2 separate regions of the Homo sapiens genome follow, and region 2 is linked to region 1. A link is a loop called in an ENCODE intact Hi-C map of the cell type or tissue named here. Cell type or tissue: dorsolateral prefrontal cortex. All regions are shown on one strand. Region 1 overlaps TGM7 (transglutaminase 7). Region 2 overlaps EPB42 (erythrocyte membrane protein band 4.2).

Region 1 (8,000 bases):
ACACATACACCACGTCGTTCCGCTGGGAACAGTCTTTGGCCGGGTTCTTTAAGTGATACAGGCTCTTGTTCAGGATCTCAAAGCAGATGTCTATGATGTCCTCTTCAAACTTCCAAGTGATTTTAAGGGAGAAAAAAGAGAAGAGCAAATGTCTAGACTTCTGAAACTTTAAGTCACTAACAGACTTTTGGGGATGGCATGTATATGGGGATGTGGGGGCAGGGGGAGGGCGCTAAATATAAGACAAGTTCCTGCCTTTGAAGAGCTTATAAATCAAATTGGGAATGTATTAGGTTTGAAATTCTGAAACACTAAACTGCGTGGTTCTGATGAAAAATGGAAACAGAATTCGGAGAGTGAGAGACCCCCCTCGGCTGAACAGATGAGAGAAGGCTTTGGTGCCAATGGGCTTTGATGGACTGGGTGGGCAGGAAGAGGAGAGTGGGCATATTTACCTGAGGTCTTTGAGCATGGTGGGTATCAAGGACTTAGACTCCTATCTGGAGGACTTGAAGAAGCAGGGAAGGGATCAGAGCAGAAAAAGTCTAGAGATCAATGTAGGGCCACACGTGCCAGTCTTGAAATCAGGTAGAGGAGCTCAGAGCAGACGCTGCGGGCCCTGGAGGAGCCAGGGTGGGCTCATAATAGACGTGCACAATGTTTGTCACAATGCTTTGGCTGCCAAATGCACAGGTATTTGTCTCAGTTTCAAAGAGGGTCACAGGTCGCCACGGTTGGAGAATGGGGAAAACGTGCTCTCCCTCAGCAAGGCTTCCCCCACCTCTTCCCTTTTGGAGTTTGTGGACAGGACTGAGGTGGCAGTGGGAAGGAGAGAGAAACTACGCCTGCGGGGGTTGAGAGTGGAAACGTTGCCCAGAGCCAAGTTCCCCCTCTCTACGTTGACTGGATATTGGATGTTATTAAAGAATTACTATTCTTTTTTTTTTCCGTTACAATCATGTATTCTGATTAAGTTTTGCAGAAAGAGTCATCATCTTTTACATGACTATATTCTGAAGTACTATTGGATTAAATATGCTGAAGTGTTACTGGATTAAATAATATGGTATCTGTAATTTGCTTAAAAAAAAATTTGCCGGCAGCAGTGGCTGTAATCCCAGTACTTCGAGAGGCCGAGGCAGGTGGATCACCTGAGGTCAGAAGTTCGAGACCAGCCTGGCCAACACGGTGAAACCCCGTCTCTACTAAAAATACAAAAATTAGCCGGGCATTATGGCTCGCACCTGTAGTCCTAGTTACTCAGGAAGCTGAGGTGGGAGAATCACTTGAACCCAGGAGGTTGCAGTGAGCCAAGATCATGCCACTGCACTCCAGCCTGGGCAACACAGTGAGACTCTATCTCAAGAAAAAGAAAAAAATCTAGTGGTGGAGTGGGGAGTGGGGATGGAGGCAGAAGAGTACAGACCAGAGAAGGACAAGCTTTTTCTGTAAAAAACCAAATAGTAAATATTTTAGCCTTTGCAGGCCATAAGGTCTCTGTCTTTTTTTTTTTTATTCTACTTTAAGTTTTGGGGTACACGTGCACAACGTGCAGGTTAGTTACATATGTATACATGTGCCATGTTGGTGTGCTGCACCCATTAACTCGTCATTTAACATTAGGTATATCTCCTAATGCTATCCCTCCCCACTCCCCTAACCCCACAACAGGCCCCAGTGTGTGATGTTCCCCTTCCTGTGTCCATGTGTTCTCATTGTTCAATTCCCACCTATGAGTGAGGACATGTGGTGTTTGGTTTTTTTGTCCTTGTGATAGTTTGCTGAGAATGATGGTTTCCAGCTTCATCCATGTCCCTACAAAGGACATGAACTCATCATTTTTTATGGCTGCATAGTATTCCATGGTGTATATGTGCCACATTTTCTTAATCCAGTCTATCATTGTTGGACATGTGGGTTGGTTCCAAGTCTTTGCTATTGTGAATTGTGCCGCAATAAACATACGTGTGCATGTGTCTTTATAGCAGCATGATTTATAATCCTTTGGGTATTTACCCAGTAATAAGATTGCTGGGTCAAATGGTATTTCTAGTTCTAAATCCCTGAGGAATTGCCACACTGACTTCCACAATGGTTGAACTAGTTTACAGTCCCACCAACAGTGTAAAAGTGTTCCGATTTCTCCACATCCTCTCCAGCACTTGTTGTTTCCTGACTTTTTAATGATCGCCATTCTAACTGGTGTGAGGTGGTATCTCATTGTGGTTTTGATTTGCATTTCTCTGATGGCCAGTGATGATGAGCATTTTTTCATGTGTCTTTTGGCTGCATAAATGTCTTCTTTTGAGAAGTGTCTGTTCATGTCCTTCGCCCACTTTTTGATGGGGTTGTTTGTTTTTTTCTTGTAAATTTGTTTGAGTTCATTGTAGATTCTGGATATTAGCCCTTTATCAGATGAGTAGGTTGTGAAAATTTTCTCCCATTCTGTAGGTTGCCTGCTTACTCTGATGGTAGTTTCTCTTGCTGTGCAGAAGCTCTTTAGTTTAATTAGATCCCATTTGTCGATTTTGGCTTTTGTTGCCATTTCTTTTGGGGTTTTAGACATGAAGTCCTTGCCCATGCCTATGTCCTGAATGGTATTGCCTAGGTTTTCTTCTAGGGTTTTTATGGTTTCAGGTCTAACATTTAAGTCTTTAATCCATCTTGAATTAATTTTTGTATAAGGTGTAAGGAAGGGGTCCAATTTCAGCTTTCTACATATGGCTAGCCAGTTTTCCCAGCACCATTTATTAAATAGGGAATCCTTTCCCCATTTCTTGTTTTTGTCAGGTTTGTCAAAGATCAGATGGTTGTAGATATGCAGCATTCTTTCTGAGGGCTCTGTTCTGTTCCATTGATCTATATCTCTGTTTTGGTACCAGTACCATGCTGTTTTGGTTACTGTAGCCTTGTAGTATAGTTTGAAGTCAGGTAGCGTGATGCCTCCAGCTTTGTTCTTTTGGCTTAGGATTGACTTGGCAATGCAGGCTCTTTTTGGGTTCCATATGAACTTTAAAGTAGCTTTTTCCAATTCTGTGAAGAAAGTCATTGGTAGCTTGATGGGGATGGCATTGAATCTATAAATTACCTTGGGCAGTATGGCCATTTTCACAGTACTGATTCTTCCTACCCATGAGCATGGAATGTTCTTCCATTTGTTTGTATCCTCTTTTATTTCATTGAGCAGTGGTTTGTAGTTCTTCTTGAAGAGGTCCTTCATGTCCCTTGTAAGTTGGATTCATAGGTATTTTATTCTCTTTGAAGCAATTGTGAATGGGAGTTCACTCATGATTTGACTCTGTTTGTCTGTTATTGGTGTATAAGAATGCTTGTGATTTTTGCACATTGATTTTGTATCCTGAGATATTGCTGAAGTTGTCTATCAGCTTAAGGAGATTTTGGGCTGAGACGTTGGGGTTTTCTAGATATACAATCATGTCATCTGCAAACAGGGACACTTTGACTTCCTCTTTTCCTAATTGAATACCCTTTATTTCCTTCTCCTGCCTGATTGCCCTGGCCAGAACTTCCAACACTATGTTAAATAGGAGTGGTGAGAGAGGGCGTCCCTGTCTTGTGCCAGTTTTCAAAGGGAATGCTTCCAGTTTTTGCCCATTCAGTATGATATTGGCTGTGGGTTTGTCATAGGTAGCTCTTATTATTTTGAGATATGTCCCATCAATACCTAATTTATTGAGAGTTTTTAGCATGAAGGTTGTTGAATTTTGTCAAAGGCCTTTTCTGCATCTATTGAGATAATCATGCAGTTTTTGTCGTTGGTTCTGTTTATATGCTGGATTACGTTTATTGATTTGCATGTGTTGAAGCAGGTCTCTGTCTTAATAACTCAATTCTGCCAATGCAGCATGCAAGCAGCCACAGACTACATCTAAATGAATGAACATGGCTATTTGCAATAAAATGCTATTTGTGCACGCTGAAATTTGAATTTCATATAATTTTCACATCACAAAATATTATTCTTTTACAATTCCTTTTCAACAAGTAAAAAACGTGAAAACTATTCTCAGCTCATGGGCTAAACAGGCAGTAGGCCACATTTGGTCTGTGGGCTGTAGTTTGCAAACCCCCGGTGTTGATGAAACAGACTCATGATACATTGATCACTACTGAAGCTGAGAGGTGGGTACAGGGAGATCTATTGTAGTAGCCTGTCTACTTTGATTATGTTTTAAGGTTTTTCATAATAAAATGTTAAAAACTAAAAAGGAAAGACATCCACCCCTTCCTTCCTTGCCCCTCTCACTGGATGTGAAGCTGGCCAAGCCCCTCACACCCTCGCCTGTATTAGTGGCCCTCTATGAGGGCTGTGTAATATAACAGCCTTACATAACAGGGTTGTGTAAGGACCAGCCTTAGGGAGCCCACCCCAGGCCCACATTGGGTAATAGTGTTACCTGCCCGTAGTTCCAGGGCCAGGAGGTGATGAATCTTTCATGACCCTTGTAAACAAAGCCATAATCTCGCATGATATACTCCTGCAGCAGTATTTCACTTGGCAGGTAGACGTCGTCCTCTGAGCAGTTAAGAGTAGTGGAGGGGGCAAAACCCCAAACCAAAAAAACAGAGTATTAAATTAAAAAACAGTAACGACAACGTGTTTCTGGAAAACAGGAGGAACAGTCGATGGGTTGATAGCAACAGAAATTAAGACTAGACCCCCTTAAAGGTCTACTATGTGCTTTTCTAGAAGCCAGAAATACAATGTACACTTTAAAAACCAACGATCTTTTCTTGATTGTAAAAGTGACTGATTGTAGAGTTGGCTTATTGTAGAGATTCAGAAAATACAGATAGATGGGTAGAAGACAATGGAAACTGCTCACTCCCACTACTCAGAGACACCCACCGTTATGTTTTGGTGTATTCTAGCCACTCTCTCTTTCTGTGCATACTTAATACAATTAGGCTCATATTAGGAAATGTTTCAATGTTTTCACTTAACATCACGTCATGAATACTTTCCTCATGCCATTAGAAATTCTTTGTAAAGATGATTTTTGTGAGAGCACACGCTACTACATTGCATAGCTATGTGGCGATTTATTTTCTGGGCTTTTTCCAAAGAACCTCACAGGGCCTTCCCAATGGATCAGGTTAGCAATACAAGCTGTGGGCACATCCTACCTGGACTCCAAGGGTTAAAAAGTAGGATGAAAGTTCCCAGCGGGTAAGTCACACTGTGACCTTGGCCCTGAGAGATCTCTATTTTCAGAGTGTAATGGCCAATAACTGCATTGGCTGGTGTGAAAAGGGAAACTTGGAGAGAGTTGGAGTCAATGGTGAAATCAGAAGCGCTCCAGACATTCCCGGGCTGGACCCGGGTGAGGAAGAATGTGGCTCGGGTCCCCAGCAGCTCTGACGGCTTGGGTCCTGTGTAGGAGAGAATGACCCCACAGTGAGGCTCAAAAAACCTGTATGGTATATGATTCCAGGGGAGTCGGAAGGACCGTCACCTTCTCCCACCACCTGCTAATGCTTTTGGCTTTTACTGCCACCGAGTGTCCTCAGGCAAACCATTTAAGACCCCCAGGCCTCCGTTTTTTAATCTGTTAAAAGGGGATCATAATAGTACCACCTGAAAGTCTTGTCCTGGGGATTAAATGAGCTAATGTGTGTAAAGTTTTAGCACAGTGCTTGTTGTGTATCTACAGGTCGGTTGTTAACTGCCACAACCTCAGTTTGCCGAGTTGACCAAATCTCTCCTTAACAGCACTAACAGGGTCCTGAGCATGAGGGGTCTGGGGCTCCCAGGACAAGAAAGTGGAGGGCAGCTCAGGTGGGAAAGGCAGGGGCCCCGCAGGCAGACTCTGTAAATGCCCTCATTTTGACGGAACCTGCGGGGCCTTGGGACAGGGCAAACTCACCGGTCTCAGCCACAAAGGTGATGTGGTCGTTCTGGGACTGGAAGGGTCGGCTGAAGCTCAGCCGGAGGTAGAAGGGCTGGCCGCGGCGCACAGTGAGCCGCTTGACGCCCATCTCCTGCGTGTGGTGCTCCTTGTTGTTCCTGGAGCTCTGCAGGTCGACAGACTCAAGCCGCAAGGTTGCCACTAGGGGAGAGGAGGGGACAGGTCACGCCCACCTGCAGTCCCCTGGGCTCAGGCATCCCTTGTGGCTTCTCAGTCATTTCTGGGAGGTGCGGCGGGTGGTGGGGCGTGCGGGGGGTAGGTGGGGCGTGCGGGGGGGGAGGTGGGGTGTGCGGGGGGGGCGTGCGGGTGTGTGTGTGCGGGGGCGTGGGGTGTGCTGGGGAGGGTGGGGTGTGCGGGGGGGTGGGGTGTGCTGGGGAGGGTGGGGTGTGCGGGGGTGGGGTGGGGTGTGCGGGGGGCTGTGCGGGGGGAGTGGGGTGTGCGGGGGGATCGGCATGGGGAAGTGTTGATACTGGTGAATTCCATGTCTGGACCTGGAGCCACAATGATCAAGGATTGGGGTCCCCAAAAGGGAAACAATTCCAGATAACCGAAACTTAACCCCTGAAGTGCCGCTGCATGCTCTTAACTATTTGTTGACAATCTTTCTAAAAGTCACCCTTTTATCCTACTGATATAAGAATAAACATACTAGGATTTTGTATGAATTAAGTCAGTGAGCTGACTGGAAGCTGGGACTTCAGCCATAGGGCAAGTCCCTGCTTTGGAATTCTGGACACTCTCTGGGTCACTTGTAACTTACTTCTGACTTCTCAGCCATTTCCAGGTCTATGAGGAGGGCACTGCCTGCTTCCTGTGTGTGCACACCTGGTACATGGTTGTAAAACTCTCATAGCACAGTAGGCAGTGGGCAGGTTCTGGACTGACACAGCCTCAGGTCTATCATCTGGGCTGTGAGACCTCGAGCAAGTCACTTAATATCCCTAGACATCAGTGTCCTCATCTGAAAAATGGAGACAATTGTATTCCTACCTTATAGGGTTCATGTGGGCGTTAAGTGAGGATGCCCATGGAAGGACCTTGGCGTTGTGCCAGGTACAGAGTAAGGAGTCAATATTAGTTACTCTTACTGGTAGGAATCATGCGTTCTTGAATTGCATTTCTTTTGCGACCTTTGCTGGCAATGTTTAGATTGCATTTACTGTCGACAAAAGTTCATCAGGTCTTTCCTCTAGTAGTACATCAGTTTATCTCAGTGGTTCTCAACGGGAAATTCCGTGCCCTGGAGGACATTTGGCAATGTCTGAAGACATTTTTTACTGGGAAGAGAGGCTGCTAAGCAGCATCCTAAAGGAAAAACTCATATTTGCTCCCAGCCAGTTTTTGTGCCATTTGTATTTTGAACTTCCACAGAGGTTCTTAATGTTTTTGCATCTTTCCTACCTATCTTGATCCTTTTTTTTTTTTGGAGACAGGGTCTCACTCTGCAGCCCGGCTGGAGTGCAATGGCATGCTCCTGGCTCACTGCAGCCTCAGCCTTCATTCTGGGCTCAAGTGATCCTCCCATCTCAGCTTCACAAGTATGTTGGACCACAGTTATGGGCTACCATGCCCTACAGTATTTTTTTTGTATTTTGTAGAGACAGCATCTCCCTATGTTGCCCAGGTTGATAGATTCTGATTTTTTGACCCAAATATTTTACTTTTCCATCTCTAGACTGGCTAAACTGTCTTCCAGTCTTCATCTAAGTAATCAGTAATAAGATGTTTCTAAGCATTAGAGCCTAAGTTGGTGGCCAGTTGTGTATCATCAGCTCTTTCTTCCATGTTAACACTGAGCCATTAAGAAATACTCTTTGGGGCTGGGCACCATGGCTCACGCCTGTAATCCCAGCACTTTGGGAGGCCAAGAAGGGTGAATCACTTGAGGTCAGGAGTTCGAGACCAACCTGGCCAACATGGTGAAACCCTGCATCTACTAAAATACAAAAATTAGCCAGGCCTGGTGGTGAGTGCCTGTGATCCCAGCTTCTTGGGAGGCTGAGGCGGGAGAATTGCCTGAGCCCAGGAGGTAGAGGTTGCAGTGAGCCAGGATTGCCCCATTGCACTCCA
Region 2 (8,000 bases), 79 kb before region 1:
CCATGCCAGGGCCATGCAGGGGGTGGGGCTCCTGCAGAGGTGTGCTATGCAGGGTTGGAGCCCTTCCTGGACTGGAACCTCATCTCCCTTGGGCTTCTCACCAGATTCTGCCTCTCTGGCCTTCTCCGTTCTGAAGTCCCTCCTCATTATAGTATTCATCTATGAGAAGACGCCCACCGGTGCCCTGTGCTGAGGCAAACGTGGTCACCACGCGGGCAGGGATTCCCAGGCATCGCAGCACTGTGAGAAGAGGGGCGGAGTGTCAGGGGGCGCTTGAGAGACCGGGCTGGGGGCGTGTGGGAGGCTAGGATTTTCAGTGTCTCCTCTGGGCACTGAAAACTTGGAAAGAAGAGGAGTGCAGGAACCTAGAAGTGGCAGCCAAGAACAGGATGCATGAAGGCTGATCAATAAGGCACAGGTTCCACCGCATGCGGGGCATATACCAGGGGAGAAGGCAACAGAGCATAGAACACAGCGCTGCGGGGCTGCTCTGCTAGGGCAGGGTTAGGGAAGTAAGTGAATTTGGGAAAGGAGTTTGCAAATGAGCCCAACTTTGCTGAGGGGAAAAGCAGCAGAAGCTGGCGGGAGGAGCTGCCTGGGACAACTACTTCTGTGTGATGAGATGGGGAAATGCGGCCGCAGGGAGGCAGCACCTGCTTTTGGAGATGTCCTTCCCACATGGGAGGCCAGGGAACAACCCAGGAGGCAGGGCACTCTACAGGAGACAAGGGGACCAACCTGTGCAAGCAACAGCAGCCAACACCCAGGCCTGGCCATCATACACAGGTCGGCCTCGGCCGGTGAGCCACTGCCGCAGGATGGGCACGCTGCCCCGGCGCTTGTTCAGCAAGGCCCCTTCCTGGGTGGCCTGGGTCTGCGGGGTGGGCAGGACCCTCTGCTCCTTGAGAAAATGCAGCTGTTTGGGGAAATGTGTGGATGTCAGTATGAGTCCCTTGGGCAGGACAGCTTCCAGGGCATGGGTAAGGAGGGCTCATCACAGTACTCCAACCATGGTGAACAGATCCCCAGCATTAGAGCCACCTGGTACTGGTTAAACCTGCATGCTTCTGGGCTCCATCCTAGGCCCCTGGGTCATAGCTCTAGGGCTGGAGCCCAGGACCCTCCTTCTTAACAAGTTCTCTGGCTCCAGCCACAAAGAGGAGCATTAGAGCTGCCCTTCCTTGGGGGCTGGTTTCACCGGTTCTTAGTCCTCCACCCTGACTCGTTTGAGGTGCTTTGCACCTGGGTCCTGGAGGCCACTTATCCCAAGCTTCTTTCAACTCACAGGCTGGCCTGGACTCTCACCATCTTTTCAGAGGGGACTTCAGCGGCAAAGAGGGAATGGTGAACACATGACTCCTCTGAGAGGATTTTTAGGGACAAGGAAAAGCACCGAGTTACCATCATGGTCTGCATATTCTTATGAATAATTTAGAAGTATAAAAGAAGTCCCTTCGATCACTGCAGCAGCAAGCCCTGGGTAAGATGGGCCCTACCCACTCCTTCCCATGGGCCTAAGCTCCAGGATGGGACTGGGTGTGGGGAGGGAAAAGAGGCTTAGTCTTCTGCGGGCTTGCATCCTGAGGGATCACACATTTCTTTGCTTTTCTCCCCGCTGTGGATGCTATTGCCTGTCTTTTTGTCCTCCTCGGACGCTTCTGTAGGAACTGTCCCCACACCCTGGGAGGAGGGGGCCATTTGTGATTTGGGGGTTTCTGAGGCCACGGTGGTGGGGCAGGTCTCTCAGAGGGCTTTTTTCTCACCCCTGCCCCATTCTGGTTCCCCAGCCTCTCGCTTACCAAGGCACCCAACACACGGGCCACGTGCACCGGCTGGCTCCACTTCTCTACCTGCTTGTCCTTGCTCAGCAAGCGCAGGCTGAGGTCAATGACATCCCCCTCGAACTGTTAAGGATCACACAGGGCCATGATGAAGGGTCCCCACACAGGGCCATGAGGAAGGGTCCCCAGGTCAGGCACTCATCCTGCAGGACAGCCTCATCATCTCGTCCTTCTCCCAGACCCGCACTCCACACCTGCCTCCCTTGCCTCATCCCTCTGAGGAGCTCTGGCTCCCTCCCCCAACCTCTCAATGGGACCTGGGTTCCTTTTCCCAGGCATCCAGTCCTTTGCCTATCTGTTGTCTGACTCCCGGTAGGGTGTGAGCTCTCGGGGACCCGTGCTGTACTGTTTCGTTTCATTGCACTGCATTCCATTTCCATTTAGTGAACCCTGACTGTCCTACCAGCCCTGAACCGGGAGTGGAGGATACCGAGGCAGCTCCTGTTCCTGAGGAGCCCACGGTTTAGGACTGGAGATGGACACGCAGTGCAGCCCCTTAGATTACAGAGCACAGCAGCATGGCCAGGGCTCTTGTAGAGATGCCGGCACAGAGCAGCACAGTGGAGAGGCTCCCCCTGCCTTCGGGGATTGGGGAAGGCTTCGAGAAGGTCTTGAGAGATGGGTAGGAGCTTGCCAGGAGATAAGAGTGGGAAGCCCTTCCTGGCAGAGGGAACGTTCAGCCTGTTGCTCTGAGGATGGTGAGGAGTTGGAACATGGGGCGGTTCATGGGGAAAGGAAAGCAGGGTCCTGGCTGGAAGGGCCGTGGATGTTAGGCTAGGGGGATTTGGTCTTTATCTCAAAGACAGTGGGGATGTAACTGGGGCTTGATTTGCCACAGTTTTAAGGAAAATAATTCTGGGAGCTCCCGGAGGATGTTCTGATATGGCCCAGAGGAAGGAGAGGCACCACAAAGCTGAAATGGGCTAAAGAAATGGTCTCATGACCAGGGGTTTTTGGACCTACCAGCTCTGTCTAGCCTCAACATGCAAGGTTATGGGACAGTCACTCTACACACTCCTCCCCTAGAGGGCCCTGGTACCTGGCCAAAGTCCCAGGACTCTGCCTGGATGCAGTCAGCTGTACCCAGGTAGATGAGACCATTCTGGTTCAACAAGTACTCCATGCGCTGAGCCTCATTCTTCAGGAACACAGCATCCTCTGGTGAGAGGTGGGTAGGGATGAGGGCCTGTGGGGGTCCTAGGTCCACCCTCCACATCCAGGCCTCTGTCCTCCCTGCCGAGATTAGGTTTGGCTGCAGGCCACCCCGTCAGCTCTGGGCCTAATGAAGACTGAGGAGGAAGTCCCTCTTTCACTGCCCCCACTGGGACCCAGCCCAGAGTCCCTGGGTCAATCAGGGTGTGGCCTTTATGGTCAGCCAGGAAGACAAGAACAACCTTAAAAAGCTTGGCTGGCCAGGTGCAGTGGCTCACGCCTATAATCCCAGCACTTTGGGAGGCCAAAGCAGGACAGTTTGAGGCCAGGAGTTCGAGACCAGCCTGGGCAACACAGCAAGACTCTGTCTCTACAAAAAATAAAAAAAAAACAGCCAGGTGTGGTGGTACGCACTTGTAGTCCTAGCTATTCAGGAGGCTGAAGCGGGAGGAAACTTGAGCCCAGGAGTTTGAGGTTGCAATGAGCTATGATGGTGCCACTGCACTCCAGCCTGGGTGACAGAGTGAGAGACTTTCTCTTAAAAAAAAATGAAAACCAGCCAGGCGTGGTGGCTCACGCCTGTAATCCCAGCACTTTGGGAGGCTGAGGCGGGTGGATCACCTGAGGTCAGGAGATCAAGACCAGCCTGACCAACATGGTGAAACCCTGTCTCTACTAAAAATACAAAAAATTAGGTGGGTGTGGTGGCACGTGCTTGTAGTTCCAGCTACTTGGGAGGCTAAGGCAGAAGAATCTCTTGAATCCAGGAGGCGGAGGCTGCAGTGAGCTGAGATCATGCCATCGCACTCCAGCTTGGGCAACAAGAGTGAAACTCCGTCTCAAAAAAAAAAAAAAAAAGAAAAAAGAAAAAAAAAAGAAAATCCTAGTCGTTCACAGCCAGAACACTATCGTCCCTGGATAAATTGGCAACAGGCCAGGGAGCTTCCCAATGGCTTGTATGTCTTTCCCACAAATTCAATTTGTGACCAAAAACAGGTGTTTCAGAAAAAAGACAATTAAGCATAGGCTGACGGATGTAAGCAGAGGGAAGAGGAGCATTTGGCAAAACAGGGTTGGAGGGTTGGAAGGAGCAGCGGGGTTGAGAGGTGGAAGTCAGAACATTGGATTTCTGCCCCGGGGGTGTCCAAGTGAGTCTAGGGCTCCCTCAGTCTCCTCCCGGTGCCCCTCCTGCTTTCCTCATCCTAGGGTTGGGCTGGAAATCATGAGGAGGGTGGGCGACTTTGGGGCCATCACCCATTCTGGGAAGCTAGAAGCAGGAGGGCAACTGCTTAGGGCTAATCACTCTGACCCAGTGGCCGAGGTGGAGTGGACAGGGGTTAGACTAGTTTCTGGGGACTACAGAGAGAAAAGGATTTCCAAATCATCCAGAGGAGCTGCTAGGCTAACCTCTCTGGAGCCCTCCAGGGATCCATCTGGGGATGAGGGTCCTGAAGGCAACAGAAGGATAAGACACCAGAAATGAGGAAGCCCTGAAAAATCTGGGGCCTAAAATTACAGACCCATATGCCCAAGGAGCCCTCCACTCCTGCCTTCCATCCTGAGTACTCTCTGAAGTCAGCTAGGCATCACTGTTTTTTATTTTTTATTTTTTTGGAAATTACTTCAAACTGAGGTGTTTGGCCCCAGGATCTACAGGGCTCTAGGAAGTAGCTTATGAGAGCATGGGCAGTGCCAGCCTCCTCCTCTCTGCTTGGGTGTATGTAGCCCCCTTTATAAAGTGCCTGGCCTGTGAGCAGGGCTCCAACTTTTATCATAGGATGTAAAATGATGTAAAATTTCATTTTGAATCCCCATCTCCAAGCATGGCAAGATGACACTGAGATGCCAGGGAATCTGAAAACTTCTCAGTCACCTCCCAGATGAGCGGAGCCAATGACTCTCCCCTGCCCAGACAGAGACCTCCACCCACACTCAGGCAGAGAGGCCCTCCCTAGGCAGGTCCCTACAAACTGAGCACAAAGGCAGGACTCCTGGCACTGGAGTCAAGAGTGTGGGCACCCTGAGCCAAGCACTGTCCTAGAACTCTTTGCTGGGTCTTTATGGCGGTCACCAGGGCCTGGCTCTGGAAGCAGACTCAGGGTGATCTGGGGGTACACCAATGCCTCAGCTTCGGAGGGAAGCAGCTTGAAGGGCTTTCTGCCAGTCATGGAAAGTCAAAGGGCCTCCCCCAGCCCAGGGGCCCTGCATCTACATTCAACCACGTGGGGCACCTGGATGAATACTAGCTCCCATCTGCTGATCCACCTGCCTGCGCCCTTGGAGCAGGAAATAAGGGCCTGAGCTGAGGACAGGTGGGGCCACCTGAAGTCGGGGAGAACGCTGCCCTGGACAGAAGAAGTGGAGAGAGAACCCACTGGGATTTAGGTACCACAGAGAAAAGCAGTCAGGAGCTGCGGGCCAGACATGAGGCCAGGCTTAAGAACCTGGGAAGGTTCTTCCACCTCCCCATGTTTCCGTCAGTTTCCCAGCCCTGCCTTGCCACGGGGCCTCCTTCAGGCTGGCAGCAAAACTCTTGAGAGGAAAAGGGCTATGTACTCGTTTGATGTTGTAAAGACAGGAAAGCCGGGAGAAACTCTTTTCCATTCTCCCAACAAACCCTTCAGGGAGCCCAAGGTTGAAGGTGGGTGAGATAGATTTAAAAGCAAAGACAGACACAATCTTCAGAGTGGGGAGGAAGAGAAGATGGGTCCTACTTTGGGTCTTATTTGGACATGTATTATGTCAGATGGCCATTTCTAGACGACACAGCTCCAGCCACAGCTAGGGCTGAGCTTTGCTAGAGGTGGCCACGGTTGGGGGGGCGGGGCACAGCAGGTCACCTGACCCCAGGGAAGCCGCTCATAGTCTGGTGAACCGTAGGGTCCTGTCAGACCCTTGGGTAGGGGGGTCTGGAGAGCGCCCAGCAATCTGCAAGAACAGAATGAGCCGGAAGAGAGGAGCAAAGACAGGGAAGTGTAGATTTTCTGGGAAGCGGAAGCAGAAGCTTGTGGAATAACACAGACCTCTTGGGGCCCTGGTCGGCCGGGGAGCCTTATCAATTCAAAATGGTATATTCTTTTTCTTAAAGAGGGTCCCCCAGATTGCATCAGCTTCAGGTCCTGCAAAGCCTGAGTGCACTCTGGAAACAGAATAGCCGGGGAGAGAGAGAGAAGCCCATCCTCAGGCCACCTCATTCCCGAGGCCCTCTCCAGTTCTCACCCCTGCACTGTTATAATGAAGGGCAGCTTTCCCAGGGTCATCTCAGTGAGTCTCAACTCCTGTGACCAAAATAGCCTGAGCCAGCACCAGGGTCTGGTGGTGAGACAAGCTTTTGCTTTCAGTGGGAAGGCTCAACCTGCTTCTCCCAGGGGTGACACCAAAACAGGACCCTGGGTCTGAGAGCTGGTTCATTCAGGGAGAAAGCCCTGGCACAGACTGGGTGTTGGTGCTGTCCTTAGAGAGGGCTGCCACAGGGGCCTGGTGCAGGTGCTCCCTGCCAGAGCTGCACCCCAGCTCCAGTGTCTGGAGTCTCCATGCAGCCCAGGCTGGCCCAGGTCCAAACTTACCTCTATTCCAGGGGTTAAAAAGCAGTGTGAACTGACCCAAGAGGAGTTGCTTCCTGCCTGAGACCTGCAGCAGAAGCGAGTAGTGGCCAATGACAGCGTCCGCAGGTGTGGTCACAGAGATGGTCCAGGACTGGGCATCTCTCTCCTCCACCACTGCACTCCACCACTTTCGGTCCCCCAGACTGGAAATTGGGAATGTGGCTTGGGTCCTGTTGATCTTGGAAGGCTGCTCTCCTGTAGTCACACGGTGATTAGTCTGTCACTGGGACTTCTTGGTCACAACTCAGAGTAATAAGGTCAGGGTATTACAAAGATGGAGCAGGTGAAATTTGTTTTTGGAGGATAATGAAAGTGACCCACCTAGAAATGAGGCCCATCAAGAAAGAGTGATAGGAGAGCAAAGGCTTTTGGCACCCATGGACCTTCATCACAGTCTATAAAATGGGCATTGTAATAGTAACTTCTTCATGGTCCATGGGAGGACTGAATGAAATATTGCATGTGAAGTACTTGCATACATCTGACAGGTAGTATGGATTCAATAAACAGTAGCAATTAAATGTTGTATTTAGCCTGGGTTCGATTCCATCCAGAATTTTCTTTTTCTTTCTTTCTTTTTGAGACGGAGTTTTGCTTTTGTCGCCCAGGCTGGAGTGCAATGGCACGATCTCGGCTCATTGCAACCTCCACCTCCTGGGTTCAAGTGATTCTACTGCCTCAGCCTCCCCAGTAGCTGGGATTATAGGCCACCATGCCTGGCTAATTTTTTGTATTTTTAGTAGAAACGGGGCTTCACCACGTTGGTCAGGCTGGTCTTGAACTCCTGACCTCAGGTAATCCACCCGCCTCGGCCTCCCAAAGCGCTGGGATTACAGGCGTGAGCCACCACACCCGGCCCCATCCAGAATTTTCTACAAAGCTACTATTATATTTGCAACTGAAAAGAAGCTCTTGGTGATGCTGCTGCTAGGCAGCTTCTGAGTCATCATAAACAATATTTACCAGGCACATAATCTCGTGGCACCCTCATGACTGCCCTGCCAGGTGGGCAGGACTTCTTACGGCCCAGCTGCAGTGTGGGCCATTTGTCCCTTGATTCCCTAACAGGGTGCTGGAGAGAACAGAGAACCCCCCAGGCCTGCTGCCAAAGGAGTCTAGGCCTGACTCACTAACCAGTTTGTGCAGTGAGGGCCACCTTCTTCAGGGCAGGCAGAAATGCACGGACTGGAGCGCGGAAGTACAGGATGATGGTGAAGGGCTGCCCCCTCCTCACAAAGAGGCGCCGGGAGCTGAGGGCCTTGGTGTGGTGCTCCTCATTGTTTCTTGCTGCCTGAAAGTCACAGCTCTTGATACCCAGGGCTGTTGTGGGAAAGAGAGAAGTCACGGAAACTAAGTACATGTGACAATGTAAGTACAAGCAGAGATTCTGGAGTCAGAGAGA

Evidence for each region. A loop is a pair of places that touch in the nucleus more often than their neighbours do. Peaks named below come from ENCODE experiments on the same cell type or tissue, not always from the same donor. Only the 100,000 strongest peaks of a DNase experiment are listed, where the experiment ranks them.
Region 2: a loop joins it to region 1, with 4 times the contacts of the local background. A loop is called at or near these places in 89 of 110 quality-filtered maps.

The regions. Positions count from the first base shown.
Region 1 is chr15:43,287,561-43,295,560 of GRCh38, forward strand. It overlaps TGM7 (transglutaminase 7), which reads right to left. Exons shown (of 13, transcript NM_052955.3): 2 at 5,889-6,071; 3 at 5,149-5,394; 4 at 4,419-4,537; 5 at 1-109. Among named protein-coding and RNA genes, the nearest start is that of TGM7, 11 kb to the right of the region's middle. In dorsolateral prefrontal cortex, no CTCF peak of the experiment used is centred here; no DNase peak of the experiment used is centred here; H3K27me3 peaks cover 1,410 bases.
Region 2 is chr15:43,208,536-43,216,535 of GRCh38, forward strand. EPB42 (erythrocyte membrane protein band 4.2) reads right to left here. Exons shown (of 13, transcript NM_001114134.2): 2 at 7,733-7,918; 3 at 6,560-6,793; 4 at 2,881-2,999; 5 at 1,800-1,904; 6 at 739-916; 7 at 102-240. Among named protein-coding and RNA genes, the nearest start is that of EPB42, 8.5 kb to the right of the region's middle. In dorsolateral prefrontal cortex, no CTCF peak of the experiment used is centred here; a DNase peak (open chromatin) is centred at 3,919.